2 separate regions of the Homo sapiens genome follow, and region 1 is linked to region 2. Evidence: chromatin contacts called from ENCODE Hi-C or POLR2A ChIA-PET data. All regions are on one chromosome and are shown on one strand. The core of a region is the stretch at or near the end of the contact, and the rest is flanking DNA. Distances in the headings are between cores, read along the strand shown.

Region 1 (4,462 bases), core at 1,603-4,102, 92 kb before region 2:
AAAATAGAGATATCTATTTAATGTTAATACCAAGGCAACATGTTGTCTTAAAAGACACCAAAATAGAATTGCAGACTTACCTAAAAAGTTAACCTTGAGGGTTGCGTCCATATGACACGGACACAATAGTTGGAGTGCTAGTATCTTACAAGACTCCTTTGTTGGAAATAACATTTGTTTTTGTTTTTTGTTTACTTTTTTTTTTTGAGACGGAGTCTCGCTCTGTTGCCCAGGTTGGAGTGCAGGCTGGAGTGCAGTGGCGGCTCACTGCAAGCTCCGCCTCCCAGGTTCACACCATTCTCCTGCCTCAGCCTCCCGAGTAGCTGGGACTACAGGCGCCCGCCACCACGCCTGGCTAATTATTTTGTATTTTTGGTAGAGACGGGGTTTCACCGTGTTAGCCAGGATGGTCTCCATCTCCTGACCTCGTAATCCGCCCGCCTCGGCCTCCTAAAGTGCTGGGATTACAGGCGTGAGCCACTGTGCCCGGCCAGAAATAACATTTGTAAGTGCAGCCTGTATTTTGTCCAAACCGCACGGATGTTGTGCAATTAAGTGGGAAGACTGCCTTTTTGCATTTTGCCACATATAAAGTTTCTCAGAAGAGTCTAAGATATATTCAATAATTCAGCCAATATCTAGTAGACATACACCATTTAAGAACAGGACCAACCTTAACATGTTATGAAGATTAGGTAAGACAAAAGCAAAGTTTTGTGGGCTTTTTTTTTTTTTTAATCAGGTTCTCACTCTGTCACCCAGGCTGGAGTGTAGTGGCGTGATCACAACTCCATTGCAGCCTGGACCTCCCAGGCTCAAGTAATCCTCCCACCTCAGCCTCCCGAATAGCTAGGAGCACAGGTGCGCACCATCAGACCCAGCTAATTTTTTTTTTTTAATTTTGTAGGGACAGGGTCTTCCTATGTTGCCCAGGCTGGTCTCAAACTCCCCGGCTCAAGCGATCTTCCCACTTCGGCCTCCCAAAGTGCTGGGATTACAAGTGTGAGCCACTGTGCCTGACTCAGTTTATTTTTTAAAATTTTTCTTCATTTATTCTTGGCTTCTTCCATTCATTGTTTTGATCACTAACTATGTGCTCAGCACATTGCTGAGCCTTTTGCATGCTCTGCTGGGCATTCCCCATTTGCTCTTCCGGATCCATTATCCACCCTGCTCTGGGACCCCAAAAAGCTGATCTTTTATAGATGGTATCATTTGGGCCCCATTGATTGGTTCGTAGTTGAGCCTGGCCACTTCTCTTTCAACTGGTCCCTGGCAGTCAGTACCAACATTTTAGTCAGGTTTCAAAGAAATCTCTAGACCAAGCTGGACAGAGGGCTTTTCCAGTGATTCAGTGATTCCCCAAGATCTGAGAATGTGAAACTTGGAAAAGGGACACAAAGACCGGGGATCCTTTGAGCTGGTTCAATAATGGCAGAGCTTTAGAGATATGCTGCTGAGCTCCCTGGGTCTGTCTCGCTTTCTGCCTTCTGAAGGCTTGATTGTTAACTTCTTCCTGGGTTTCAATTAGAAGCATTAGTGTCCTTCCTGGAGTTGAATTACCTGGAAATTTGCCTCCTAGATGTGTAAACTTGGGAAAGTATGATCTCGTCAAGTTTCAGACAAAGGCAAACTAAAAAGCTAGAACTCCAGAGAGCATAATAGTGTTTTTTGGGGGCAAATTATTTAATGAAGTATAACATTCATACAGGAAGTACAAAAATCATCAGTGTACAAAATCTCCATGAATTTTCACAATGTGTAAACCATTTTCCTGTTTTATCTGACCTTACTAAGTCAGGGTATAAATTATTAATTTTTTTTGAAACAGGGCCTTGCTCTGTGGTGCAGGTTAGGGCAGTGGTGTGATCACCGCTCACTGCAGCCTTGACTTCCTGGGCTCAGCCATCCTGCCGCTTCAGCCTCCCGAGTAGCTGGGACTGCAGGTGTGCGCCACCACGTCCAGCTAATTGTTTAATTTTTTGTTAGAGACGGGGTCTCGCTGTGTTGCCCAGGCTGGTCTAGAACTCCTGGGCTCAAGCGATCAGCCCGCCTCGGCCTCCCAAAGTGCTGAGATTATAAGGCGTGAGCCACTGCACCCTGCTGAGTATATTTTTAAAAACACTTTACCCGAGGGCTGTGGCTCACACCTGTAATCCCAACACTTTGAGAGGCCGAGACGGGTGGATCACTTGAGGTCAGGAGTTCGAGACTAGCCTGGGCAACACAGCTAAACCCTGTTTATACAAGATATACAAAAATTGGCTGGGCGTGGTAGCACGCGCCTGTAGTCCCAGCTCTTGGGAGGCTGAGGCAGGAGGATCGCTTGATCATAGCTCACTTTGAGGCTACAGTGAGCTGTGATCGCGCCATTGCACTCCAACCTGGATGACAGAGCGAGACCCTGCCTAAAAAAATAAAAAAAAAAAGGATTTTTTTCTGTTCAGTGGATTCATTTGAAGCGAGGGCCACTGGTATTTGAAATAGATGACATCATCTGCCAGCAGAGGCGTGAGGCAACTTGAGGCGGGGTGTGGGCCTGACGTCATCACGCAGCCTCTTCCTTTCCCCGCCCCCTTCTCTTGGCGAACGAGGCGTCAGTTTAACACCTCCGTGAATCCGGAAGTATGCTGTCAAAACAACCAAACCACGGGGCTGGGGGAGGCGGGGCCTCAGTAGGCGTCTGCACGCTAGCTGAAATAGAGCAAAATGCCCGACTTTTGGGGGCGGGGCTCCTGGCAACAGCACTCTAGGCGCAGGCGCAGAGGCGACCTCCAGGCAGGGCCAGGTGGGAGGGACGGTGGGGGGTAGGGTCGCGCGGCGCCCTCTGCGCCTGCGCCCCGGCACGAGGTGGGGCGGCGGGCGTCAGTACAGTAGAGTGTGCGCCGGGGTGGGGGGCAACGGTCAGCCGTCACCCTGAGACGGGCGGCGGCGGGATGGCAACAGCCTCCGGGGCCTCGGACTTGTCTGGCTCCGGAGCGCCCCCGCCCGGTGTGGGAGCTCAGGCGGCGGCGGCCGCTGAGGAGGAGGAGCGAGAGGTGGTGCGGGTCCGAGTCAAGGTGAGGCTGGCGGTGAGTCGGCCCAGCCGCCGAGGCATCCCAGGGGAGGGGGAGGCGGTGGCTGTCATAGGATGGAGGGCGGGACCTGAGATTTCGGACATAACCTGAGCGGCGAAGCTTGAGGGCCAAGTGATGATGGCGAGGGGTAGGGAGGGCCTGAGAGCCTGAGAGCGTTAGCGACGTACCTTGGGGCGTGGGACTGAAAATAGAGGGACGAGGCGGGGGTCTATGGGATGAATGGGTGGAGCTTATAGACAAAGGGGAGGGGCTATGGGGCTGGAGGAGGGGCCGCAGTAGTTGAGGGTGGGGCTCTGAGGAATGAGAAGGTGCTGGCTCTGGAGTCAGTCAACCCATGTGTTGAGAGTGCACTTATGTGCAAGTTCCCACTTTGATGAGCTGACAGGCTCGTGGGTGGAGACAACTAAAGAAATGAGATGCTTCGGACACTAAAATAATGAAAAAGGTTATGAAATAGGGAGTCACGTTAGCCAAGGTTGTACAGGGAAATCCCCAGAGGAGGTATTGAAGGAGCAGAGACCCGAATAAAAGGAGTCAGCCATGTGCATATTAGAAGGGAAGAGTATTCTAGGCAGAAGGAATAGCAAGGGCAAAGACTAGAGGATGGGAATGAGCCTGGCATGTTCCCGTAGGTTCCTGATTGCTGGAGTGGAGAGAATGAGGGGAAGAGTGGTAGGAGGTGAATCAGAGCGCTAAGACAGAGACAGATCGCCAAGGGCCTTTGGTGTGTATGCTGAGGAAGAACGCTGTTGCCATAGTTCCAGTAAACAATGATGGTGGCTCCGACCAACCAGTGGCACTGGCAGTGATAAGAGGGTCCACACATCACTTCAGTGTAATAGAGCTCTAAGGTAGAAGTTTGACATTCAGAAAAAAGATGATGCCTGAGCTGGGCGTGAACCACGTGAAGAAAGTGGGAGGGATGTTCCAGACAGGGGATCAGCACAATCAATGGCCTGGAGTCAGGATGGTTTCAAGGTAACTTCTAACAGTTTGGTACTACTAGAGTGTAAAGTTCAAAAAACCTGGTGAGAGGCTGGCTGGGGCCCCATAGGCCCGCTTGCTGGGACTCTAGGGTTGCCATTGAAGAGATTGAAGCAGGGGAGTGTTGTAGGTAGATGTGTTAGATTGGTTACAGCACCATAGAGGACTGATTTAACAGGAGCCAGACTGGACACGGTGATTCTGGCAACCATAGTTGAAGGGATATAGAAGAAGGATTGGGGGCCTGAACTCTTGCAGTAGCCTCCTCCTCACTGGACCCTGTGGTCCAGAACACCTGCCTTGATCTGGCCCCTGGCACCTCTCTGACTTTGCCTTCTACCACTCTGCACCTCACTCTTCAGCATGGTGATGGGGCCCCTGGTGGCCTACCCCATGTCTTC
Region 2 (4,461 bases), core at 925-3,424:
TTCTATGCCTATATTGAGAGTATGACTCATGACTTTTTTTTAAAAAAAGCCAGACCTGACCTTAAAAATTTCTTTTATTTTAATTTAATTAAAAAAAATTTTTTTAGAGACAGCGTCTCACTTTGTCGCCCAGACTGGAGTGCACTGGTGTGCTCATAGCTCATTGTGCAGCTTTGAACTCCTGGGCTCAAGCGATCCTTCCACCTTAGCTTCTTGAGTAGCTGAGACTACAGGCACGAACCACCACACCCAACTAATGTCTTTATATTTTATATTATTTTATTATAATTTTATTTTACTGTATTTTATTTATTTGTTTGTTTTGAGACAGGGTCTTTGCTCTGTCACCCACGCTGGAGTGCAGTGGCATGATCTCAGCTCACTGGAGCCTTGACTTCCTGGGCTCAAGTGATCCTCCCACCTCAGTCTCCCAAGTAGCTGGGACTACAGGCATGCACCACCACACCTGGCTAATTTTTAAAAAATTTTGGTAGCAATGGGACCTCAACATGTTGCCCAGGCTGGTCTCAAACTCCTGGACTCAAGCAATCCTCCCTCCTCAGCTTCCCAAAATGTTGGGATTAGAGGCATTGAACCACTGCACCTGGCCTATTTTATTTTTGAAAATAGAGACAGGTGGGGGGGGTGGGTGTCTCCCTATATTGCTCAGGCTGGTCCCGAACTCCTGGTCTCAAGTGATCCTTTTGGCTTCCCAAAGTGCTGGGATTACATGAGCCACCACTCCTGGCCACTGTGCTGGGTTTAATTGTGGAGAACTATAACTAAGCATTGTCTTTAAAAAACGAGTACATTGGCCGGGCGCGGTGGCTCACGCCTGTAATCTCAGCACTCTGGGAGGCGGAGGCGGGCGGATCACGAGGTCAGGAGATCGAGACCATCCTGGCTAACACGGTGAAACCCCCATCTCTACTAAAAATACAAAAAATTAGCCGGGCGTGGTGGCGGGCACCTGTAGTCCCAGCTACTCGGGAGGCTGAGGCAGGAGAATGGCGTGAACCCAGGAGGCGGAGCTTGCAGTGAGCCGAGATCGCACCACTGCACTCCAGCCTGGGCGACAGAGTGAGACTGCCTCAAAAAAAAAAAAAAAAAAAAAAGAGTACATTTTGGGCCGGTTGCAGTGGCTCACATCTACAATCCCAGTACTTTGGGAGGCCGAGGCAGGCGGATCACCTGAAGTCAGAAGTTGGAGACCAGCCTGGGCAACACGGCAAAACCCCGTCTCTACTAAAAAAACATAAAAACTAGCCAGGCATGTTGGCGGGCGTCTGTAATCCCAGCTACTCGGGAGGCTAAGGCAGGAAAATTCCTTGAACCTGGGAGGTGGAGGTTGCAGTGAGCCCGGATCACGCCACTGCACTCCAGCCTGGGAGACAGAGGGAGACTCCATCTCAAAAAAAAATTAAAATTAAATTAAAATAAAAAAAGAACATTTTGGCCTACAATTCCTGACAAAGATGGAATGTGGGCAAATGCATGATGACCTGGATTATTTCTGGGAGAATTGTAAAGAGTTTCTGTAGTCAGCAGAAATGCTTTGAATACTTTCCATATATTAGTTCATTAATCCCCCATGAAGTACAAGTAGGGGAAACTGAGGCACAGGGAAGTTGACTAATTTGCCCAGGGTCACAAAGTGAGTAAGTGGCAGAACCGCTATTTGAACCTAGCTGCGCTCATAGTGCTTTAATCTTCAATCAGCGAGGATCGTCAAGTTGGCTGCTGGATCTTTCTGGATCTTTTTTTCATTACCTCGCCTTTCATGTTGTTTGTCCACATAGCTTGAGGCTTTATCACAGATTGCTCTTGGGGGCAGTGTTACTCCAGAAATGCCGGAATGCTCCGCTATTCCTCACTCCACCCCTAAATATACAGCATCTCCTCCCGCCCTTAAGCTCTGAAAAAAATGCTGCGGAGCCAGAAAGGCTGCAGAAAGCCGGGTGTGACCACTGGCTCTGTAGCCAACCTGTTCCCTGCTGCTGCTGCTGCTGCTGCTGCTGCTGCTGCTGCAGTCGTTTGGTTTCCTCTTTGAATCTGAGATGATTCTGAGGTCTACACTGCAAACTCTTGGCATATATCATTTCTAGAATTCCATTCCTACTCGACCTAGGCTGTGAGTCTGCACTAGTTCGCGGCACGTTAGATCGCGCCCATTTCCCTTATTGGCAAGTTGTCAGGTTGAGGAAGCTCCAGGCCTGGAGGAGGGCATCTCCAGCCACCAGCCATGAAGCCCAGGGCCTCAGGCACCTTCTGGCCTCCGGGTGGCCTCCTCTATTCGCTGACCCAGACACTAGTCCAGTGGTTCCCAAAGTGGGGTTCCCTGGCAGGCAGCAGCTGCCTCGCTGGGAATCTATTAAAAATGCATACTCCCAGGCCCCACCCATGACCCACTGAATCAGAAGCTGTGGGCCTGGGGCCCAGCAGTTGGTGTTTTCAGAAGCCCTCCAGTGGACTCCAATGGTTCCTAGAGTTTCAAAAGCACACTGGGCTAGGCCAGGTGTGCCAAGAGAGAAGTAGCTTTTTGGCTCAAGTCCTCACAGGAATGGTCAGAGGGTCCCCATCAGTCTATCAGTGTGCACCATACAACGCTCACAGAGGGACACACGTGTGCCCGTGTGCATGCGTCCCTGTATGGACTCCAGTTGGAGGGGGAGGGACAGTTTTGCCTTGTGGTTTTGTCACTCGCCATTGGAAAATAGCCCTTTCCCCTACTACTAAATAGCTTCCCATTGTTTTCTAGTCCCTTTACTTCCATTTCAGAGAGTGTTTTCTCTTCTGTGTTTTTTTGTTTGTTTGTTTTTTGAGACGGAGTCTCACTCTCTCACCCAGGCTGGAGTGCAGTGGCGCGATCCTGGCCCATTGCAACCTCCGCCTCCGGGATTCAAGCAATTCTCCTGCCTCAGCCTGCTAAGTAGCTGGGATTACAAGTGCCTGCTACCACACTCACCTAATTTTGTATTTTTAATAGAGATAGGGGTTTTGCCATGTTGGCCAGGTTGGTCTCGAACTCCTGACCTCAGATGATCCACCTGCCTCGACCTCCCAAGTGCTGGGATTACAGGCATGAGCCACCATGCTGGGTCCCTCTTCTCTTTGGAAAAGTCATCCACGTTGGTTGCAAGTTTTTCAGAAAAGAGGGAACTACATTATAGAAATAAATGGCAAACAGACACCCAACACCCAAGGAATAATTTCTCATCTCTGTCCTTTCAATGTGTATATTTCTAAATGTCCGTGTTTATATTTACATAAATTAAAAAAAACGGTTTACTTGTACGTGTCATTTTGTTTTTATCTTAAATTTTTGTGTTTTTAATTTTGGTGATATATCATTTTGGTTGTACTTTTTCACTTCTGTACATACTGTTACATAACATGCAGTTTTCCAGTAACACTAACTTGTGAATGCATATTTTACAATTTTATTTATATTTATTTATTTATTTACTTTTGAGACAGTCTCACTCTGTCTCCCAGGCTGGAGTGCAGTGGCTTGATCTCGGCTCCCTGCAACCTCCACCTCCCAGGTTCAAGCAATTCTCCTGCCTTAGCTTCCCGGGTAGCTGGGATTACAGACCCGCCACCGCGCCTGGCTAATTTTTGTTTTTTTAAGTAGAGACGGGGTTTTACCATGTTGGCCAGGCTGGTCTCAAACTCCTGATCTCAGGTGATCTGCCTGCCTAGGCCTCCCAAAGTGCTGGGATTACAGGCGTGAGCCACCGCGCCCGGCCCCCCCTTTTTTTTTTTTTGAGACTGAGTTTCCATCTTGTTGCCCAGGCTGGAGTACAATGATGCGATCTCAGCTCACCACAACCTCCGCGTCCCGGGTTCCAACGATTCTCCTGCCTCAGCCTCCCCAGTAGCTGGGATTACAGGCATGCACCACCACACCCGGCTAATTTTGTATTTTCGGTAGAGACGGGGTTTCTCCATGTTGGTCAGGCTGATCTCAAACTCCCAACCTCAGGTGATCCGCTCACCTCCACCTCCCAAATTGCTGGGATTACAGGCATGAGCCACCGTGCCTGGCAGGATAGAAGCCATTTTAACTGGGGTGAGATGGTATCTCATTGTAGTTTTGATTTGCATTTCTCTGATGATCAGTGACATTGAGCACCTTTTCCTATGCCTGCTTGTCATTTGTAGGTCTTCTTTTGAGAAATGTCTATTGAGATCTTTTGCCCACTTTTTGATCAGATTATTAGATTTTTTCCTCTAGGGTTGTTTGAGCTCTTTATATATTCTGGTTATTAGTCCCTTGTCAGATGGGTAGTTTGCGAATATTTTCTCCCATTCTTTGGGTTGTCTCTTCACTTTGTGGATTGTTTCCTTTGCTGTGCAGAAGTTTTTTAACTTGATGTGATCCCATTTGTCCATTTTTGCTTTGGTTGCCTGTGTTTGCCAAATTCATTTTACAAGGCCAGCATTACCCTAATGCCAAAG

What was found. A loop is a pair of places that touch in the nucleus more often than their neighbours do. ChIA-PET counts read pairs that join two places held with the same protein, here RNA polymerase II (POLR2A). Pooled maps may share reads with other maps.
Region 1: a loop to region 2 is called in a pooled map, with 3 times the contacts of the local background. The contact joins the promoter of TBC1D25 here to the enhancer-like site in region 2. A Hi-C loop is called at or near these places in 3 of 50 pooled maps. POLR2A ChIA-PET finds 5 or more read pairs at or near these places in 4 of 52 experiments (Panc1, WTC11, activated T-cell and 1 more).

What each region holds. Positions count from the first base shown.
Region 1 is chrX:48,536,862-48,541,323 of GRCh38, forward strand. TBC1D25 (TBC1 domain family member 25) reads left to right here and starts at 2,853. Exons shown (of 6, transcript NM_002536.4): 1 at 2,853-3,059. The coding sequence starts at 2,937. RefSeq lists enhancers at 2,507-3,007, 3,008-3,508 and a silencer at 2,794-3,013.
Region 2 is chrX:48,629,682-48,634,142 of GRCh38, forward strand. All of the region lies in intron 1 of LOC107985695 (a long non-coding RNA gene), which reads left to right. Among named protein-coding and RNA genes, the nearest start is that of WDR13, 34 kb to the left of the region's middle. RefSeq lists an enhancer at 2,147-2,216. Within about 2 kb of position 2,175, at least 2 of the 41 ENCODE cell types and tissues checked have a DNase peak (open chromatin) inside an H3K27ac peak, as active enhancers do.